Linked DNA regions of Mus musculus: region 1 is linked to region 2. A link is a contact called in ENCODE Hi-C or POLR2A ChIA-PET data. All regions are on one chromosome and are shown on one strand. Each heading gives the region's core, a stretch centred on a gene start or an enhancer-like site at or near the end of the contact. The rest is flanking DNA. Distances are from core to core; before and after follow the strand shown.

Evidence for each region. A loop is a pair of places that touch in the nucleus more often than their neighbours do. ChIA-PET counts read pairs that join two places held with the same protein, here RNA polymerase II (POLR2A).
Region 1: a map of regulatory T cell shows a loop between it and region 2 (2.7-fold over the local background). The contact joins two enhancer-like sites. A Hi-C loop is called at or near these places in 1 of 37 maps with a recorded cell type or tissue (regulatory T cell). POLR2A ChIA-PET finds 5 or more read pairs at or near these places in 5 of 5 experiments (Patski and embryonic stem cell).

Annotation. Positions count from the first base shown.
Region 1 is chr10:68,248,172-68,251,066 of GRCm38, reverse strand. All of the region lies in intron 2 of Arid5b (AT rich interactive domain 5B (MRF1-like)), which reads left to right. Among named protein-coding and RNA genes, the nearest start is that of Arid5b, 29 kb to the left of the region's middle. Within about 2 kb of position 1,471, at least 1 of the 3 ENCODE cell types and tissues checked has a DNase peak (open chromatin) inside an H3K27ac peak, as active enhancers do.
Region 2 is chr10:68,190,982-68,193,885 of GRCm38, reverse strand. The region is part of intron 3 of Arid5b (AT rich interactive domain 5B (MRF1-like)); the gene reads left to right. The region is part of intron 1 of Gm51770 (a long non-coding RNA gene); the gene reads right to left. Among named protein-coding and RNA genes, the nearest start is that of Gm51770, 41 kb to the right of the region's middle. Within about 2 kb of position 1,610, at least 3 of the 3 ENCODE cell types and tissues checked have a DNase peak (open chromatin) inside an H3K27ac peak, as active enhancers do.

The sequences.
Region 1 (2,895 bases), core at 222-2,721, 57 kb before region 2:
AGAGCCATCCCAGAGGGGGTCTTGTAGCAGAATTCAATGTGTGTGTGACACTTTAAGACAGGATGATAGATCAGTGGTTGCTGGAAGTTGGTGGGAGAGGGGTCATGACCAAGAAATATGAGGGCCTTTTGACGTGTTTTTAAAAGGAACATTTCTTGTCTGGCAATAACAGTATCGGTGGCTATAAGGGTTGGTGAAGAACTTTGTGAACATGTAACATTTTCATGGAAGTCATAGGTGATGAAATACATTCTCAAGTACTAATAGATTAATGAGAATGGCTACACAGTCGTATAGATTCTGTAAATCTCTTTACTGTCTAGCTTCGTAGTGTGAAATCTGGTACCTGCTTCCATCCTCACTCCAACGCGGTGCCTGCCGTGAGCTGAGGGCTCAGGAAAACCCTTCTGTGCTCTTGATGGAGGATGAGTGAAAAAAAATCCAATAGTAACTTCATGAATTTTGATTTTTGATTGGGCCTTGTGTATCCCCTGGAGTGATCCAGGCGTTCCCAAGGACTCCTGGACTGTCCTTTGAGAATCTCAGCTACAATGGACTGAGCTGTATTTTAGTCGTCTTCTAACTATCCTGTCTTCCTGTCTTGGGTTTTTTTTTTTTTTTTCCTGTGTCCACATGTCCTCTGGTTTTGCTCCATGACTTGGTTCAAATTGATCCTTTTTAAAAATTAAATTTATTTAAAGAAGCAACTCTCTATATTTCATACAACTAGAAAAAATAAACTCTGTTTCCAGTCATTCAAATAACCACAAAATAGTTAAGCCAGGAATTATGTGATATATGTAATACATTTTCCTTAATTGTATCTGTTGTGTACACATATATAATATGCCTACACACATAATATACATGCACACATATCCCTTGACTTTGCCATTAATCAATACATAAGTGAGCCTCATTGACATTCTTTATGTCCTTACCCCTTGTTTCCAATGATACATGCATTGTAGGTGGGTACATACACTCCTGCAGATGTGTGTGTGTGTGATTGTGTGTGTGTGTGTGTGTGTCTGTGTTTTTCTGAGAATCATCTAAATCCATCGCAGCGTATCACACTCTAGAAAACATAAAGGCAGCACATGGCTAACTCTGATAAACCTTTTGTGCCGACCCAGTGAATCCTAGCCATGACTGTAGCCTGCAGCTGATATCATAATCCTTTTAAAGAAAATACCTGTCAAATAGTTGCAGCCCAAGAAGGTTAGAGAAGTTGCTTCCTGTTTCATAGCAACAAAGTCCAGGCCTGGGATTTGAACCCCGGCACCCAGGCTGCAAAGTCACCTACATAGGAATCCTAGATTGCCATCGGAGCCTGGTAGTGACTCAGCACTAGGGTGTGTCACTGTCCTTCGGGGCCCTCGTCGGGTACACAAAAGGAGATGGATCAAATCAAGATGAGTCCACTGAAATAGCTGGTGTCAGCACCCAACCGAGCAGGCTAGGGACCTGACCTGGATGAAACTCTTAGCCTAGAGGGGATTTCACATCTTGAAAGAAAGAAAGAAAGCATGTGCTGTTTGCTTTCTGGTGGTTTCAGTTGCTGGTTTTGGTCTTGCTTGTTCCTTTTTTTTTTTTTTTTTTTTTCATCTCCTTCCTTGTTTTGTTTTATAAGAAAAGATTGAAGTCTAGGTTTTTGTGTTGTGTGTAAATTTTCCAACCTTTATCACATGCGGAAGGGCCTTGGGGGTTGGCTGCTTTGTGACTTCTGGCCTGGATTATCTTTTCTGACTTAGAGAATTCGTGCTCCAGTGAACTGTTTTTTTTGTTTTTTTGTTTTTTTTTTTTTTTTTTTTTTGTACAGTGGTAGAAATCAAATCCTAATTACGGAAACAGTTTAAAGCAATGGTGAAGAGGAAAAGGAGCTAGTGAGCGTCTTAACATGTCCTACATAGCTATTGATTAAACTCTGGGTTAATTGAAAAGTCAGGGTCCATTAACAAAATAACAACGTGTATTTCTTTGTGATCCTTCTGCGTTGTCTGTGAGTGAATCGGGGATATTTATTCAGTATTTATTCAGCACTAATTCTCAGTTTGCTGAGAGCTCATGGAATCATGGCATGAGCTTATTGGAATTCTTTTCATAGACACAGAGAGACTTGCCCAAGAACGGGCACTATGAGAAAGTTAGTCAGCCCTGACTCAGAATAATAAGTATGAACATGTGACAGATGCCATTGTGTGCTCAGAGGAAGGCTTCCCGACACATTTTTCACATACACGTGGGTCGTTTTGTTTCAGAGAGTTGTGTGCTGTTTCCAGCTCTTATCAGATTTCCTCACTTTTAACAATGGTGAAGAGATGCCCTCTCTCTAAATCCACAGTAAAACACAAGGAAGGCTGTGTTCACAATTAACCCCAAGCCAGGTTTTTGATTTATATGTCTGTGTGAATTCCTGCCCCTGCCTCTGTGTGTGTGTGTGTGTGTGTGTGTGTGTGTGTGTATGTGTGTCTAAGTGAGTGAAGGGAGAGTCCAGGGCGAATCTAGAGAGATAATCTTGAAAGACAAGTTTATTCATTAATGACATCATAAGGATTGTATTTTTCTCTTGGTTAATAAACTATTTGTTCGGCGGCTGCTGTACTCCAGCCAGGTCTAGTCATGTCGTTTCTCGGAAAAGATCTGAAGCAACTGGTAATTGAAATGATAATAATCATTTGATCTATTTGAGAATAACACTCATCTCCAAAGTTGTCTATTCTAGGAAGCCTTATTTGGTCAAAATGTTGCCAAATTCCATTTGTGTTCATGTGGAGACTAATATACCATGATACTTAATTATTTTCCAGAACATTCTAAATGCTTTCCCTGGTATGCTCCCTCCTCCATCCCAGAAGCTGTCCCCATATGCTTTGAAACAATACCCAGCCTGGA
Region 2 (2,904 bases), core at 361-2,860:
TCCCAAGGCTTGCACTTATTGTATAATCCCTGTCTTGTATGACATTTAGATTTGGCTGAGATGATCATATGCAAATGACATGCAAAATTCTCAAGATGGAATTCAAAAAGACTCCCGAATGTGGCTTTTTCCGCTGTGGCCTTTTGGGAGGACCAAGGAGGTGGAGCTGACTGGCTCCCCAGTGGCTTCATTTGCTACTTAAGAGTGATGTCTGCATTTGGTTTGAATTTAGCTTTGTGATGTTGTTTTCTTTCTAGAGAGACGAAGCAGTGTCCAGGGTAAAAAGCTGATATTCACATAGCAATACCTAATTTTATGTTTGTGTGTCTGTTTAAGCTATGTCTTTTGATGCAGCTGGCTACAATCCTGGGTTATGTAGTTAAAATGTTCTTTGTTCCATTTGCAATCATGTATTCTTTTCTTTCTTTCTTTCTTTTTTCTTTTCTTTTCTTTTTTTAAAAACTTTTCCAGTGATGTTTTTGTTGCCTACCCTGGGAAGATCTGTTTTTCCATTTATCAAAACAAATGGCAAGCTAGGGACCATTTAAAGTCGTTTTCTTAGTTAATAAAGCCAATCTCCTTGTTCTGTTATGTTAAAAGTACATTATATTTTTATTGCCAGTTCTGTGGGCCTGGGTCTGTTTTCTGTCTCAGCAATCTCAGGCAGGCTGCCCCACTCACTCACTGTGTGGAGAATTACAAAATGGTTACAGGCAGGTCAGCTGACTTACAGTACCAGCAGCCATTCTCAAAATAACCACAACAGTCCAAGCCTGATGTATCATTTACGTCACACACTGTTTTCCTGAAATCGTTTGTGGCCTTTTCATTTCTATTCCTGATAGAATCTTGCTCTTGGTCCCTTTTAATCAGACATTTAATTTGTTTTTATTATTAATATTTTCCACTACATGTCTTGGCCTGCCTCCAGTAAAACAGCTCTGATGGGCGGGGAGGTGAGGGGGGGTTAAACAAAAAACAAAAACCTCTTCCTCCCTCAACTATGGTTTTGCTGCAAATGTGTTTTGTCCTTTGATGTGTCTGGACTGGGAGAACTAACTCTGAAGCCTTGAGAGAGATTTGGAAACACACTGAGGGCACCCCACATCAACACATAGCCACAACCAGGAACTGATAAAGTTGATGGACGACTTTGGAATTTTAAAACGGTTCAACGAATTCTGGCTATTTAGTCACATAGCCTGCCTGCATATTTTTCCCCCTTTTACAAATGTCTTTTCTGTATAATGTCTTGTAATTAGAACAGGAAGTCATTGAGTAACTGTAAGATGAATAAAAAGCACTTAACACTGAAAGGAAAATTACCTTCCGAGAAATTATATTCTTTTTTTTTTTTTTTTGCTCTCCACCCTGCATGTTACAATGTTGGTAATGATAGTAGCAGCTGTAGCTACCCTTATCTGTAGGATTTTTGTGCTTGGGTTTTCTGAAATTAAAAAAAAAAAATCATGTTCGGTAATAATCAAAGACGAATGGACAGGAGATAGGAAATGCCTAATTATGACAAATATTCTGTCACAACAGAACCGCAATTAAATGGAAACGGTGTAATTGTCAATTGCAGTAAGGGCTGGACGGCTGCCAGGTACGCAAAGTTGAGGGCTTGCCTTTAGTTGGTTGCTAGGAGCAGGCAAAAAGTATAAAGGTTTCAGAAAGGAATGTCTCCTGTCGGAAAGGGACTGCAGGCTGCATAGATCACTGGGCAAGCCCTTCCTATTGACATGATGTTGCTTAAATTGTTTCAAAAGTAGACATCGGTGGTTTTTTTTTTTTTTTTTTTTTTGTAACTCTAGCAAATTCATCTCTGCTTGGGGGAGGGGACCAAAGAAAGGAAACTGTAGGTTGTCTGTGAAGCAAACCCGAAGGACATTGTGTTTCAAACCAAGGCTCCATACAGATTTGGAATCTTTTAAGTGAAAAAAAAAAATCTTTAAATGTTTGTTTCTGTTGGCCTCCAGACGCATTTGCCCTAATACGATTACGAGAACGAAAGGGCGAAATACTTGGCAGAATTTTCAGTTGAGGTAATTAGGCACAGGAAAGGACATGCATATTTTTTCCACCAAGCTTCTATAAAGTACTAGTGTGAAGGGTTTTATGAAGTTTTTTTTTTTTTTTGGTTTCAGGCTTTCTGATGTTAGACGGTGATTTTTGGTAAACATACAGGGTGATGTTTCCTAAACAACCCCCACCCCCACCCCTGCCAGGAGGATAAAATTATGTTTCTGCAATATTATGTAAGAGATGAAAGCAAATTTCTCTCCTCTAGAATGGATGTTTTCAACCTCCTGCACATTTGGCCACCATTAACTATTAAGAGAGAGAGAGAGAGAGAGAGAGAGAGAGAAGAGGGAAAAGCATTATGGATATTTGAAACTCTACGCTCCAGTAATTTATTGTACTTGACATTTCATGCATCTCTTTATACAAAGACAATCTGAGCAACTCACAGGATGAATGCTCGCCCCGCCCCTCCCCCTCCCCTCCTCCCACCTCCCTTCCACACCCCGCCCTCACTCCCCCCACCACCACCCCTGCTCCCCGAGAGAGACACACACACACACACACACACACACACACACACACACACACACACACACGCCATGAGAGCCATGGTGTACAGCTACTGTTTGACAAGTCGAGGTGGAGTTTCGGATTATAATTACAGTTTCTCTGTGGAATTCCATTTGGGAGTTTGAAAAATATATATAAATAAGTGAAAAAAAATGACATTGAGAGAGGTTAACAAAACGTGTAATTATGACATAAGCACGGGATTAGAGCCATTTCAGTGGAGCATTACAAGATCTGTACTTTAGGTATTAACTTTTAATAGGCCAAGTTAAAGTTCTCTTTATTGAAGTTGAAATGAGGTTTAGTCAT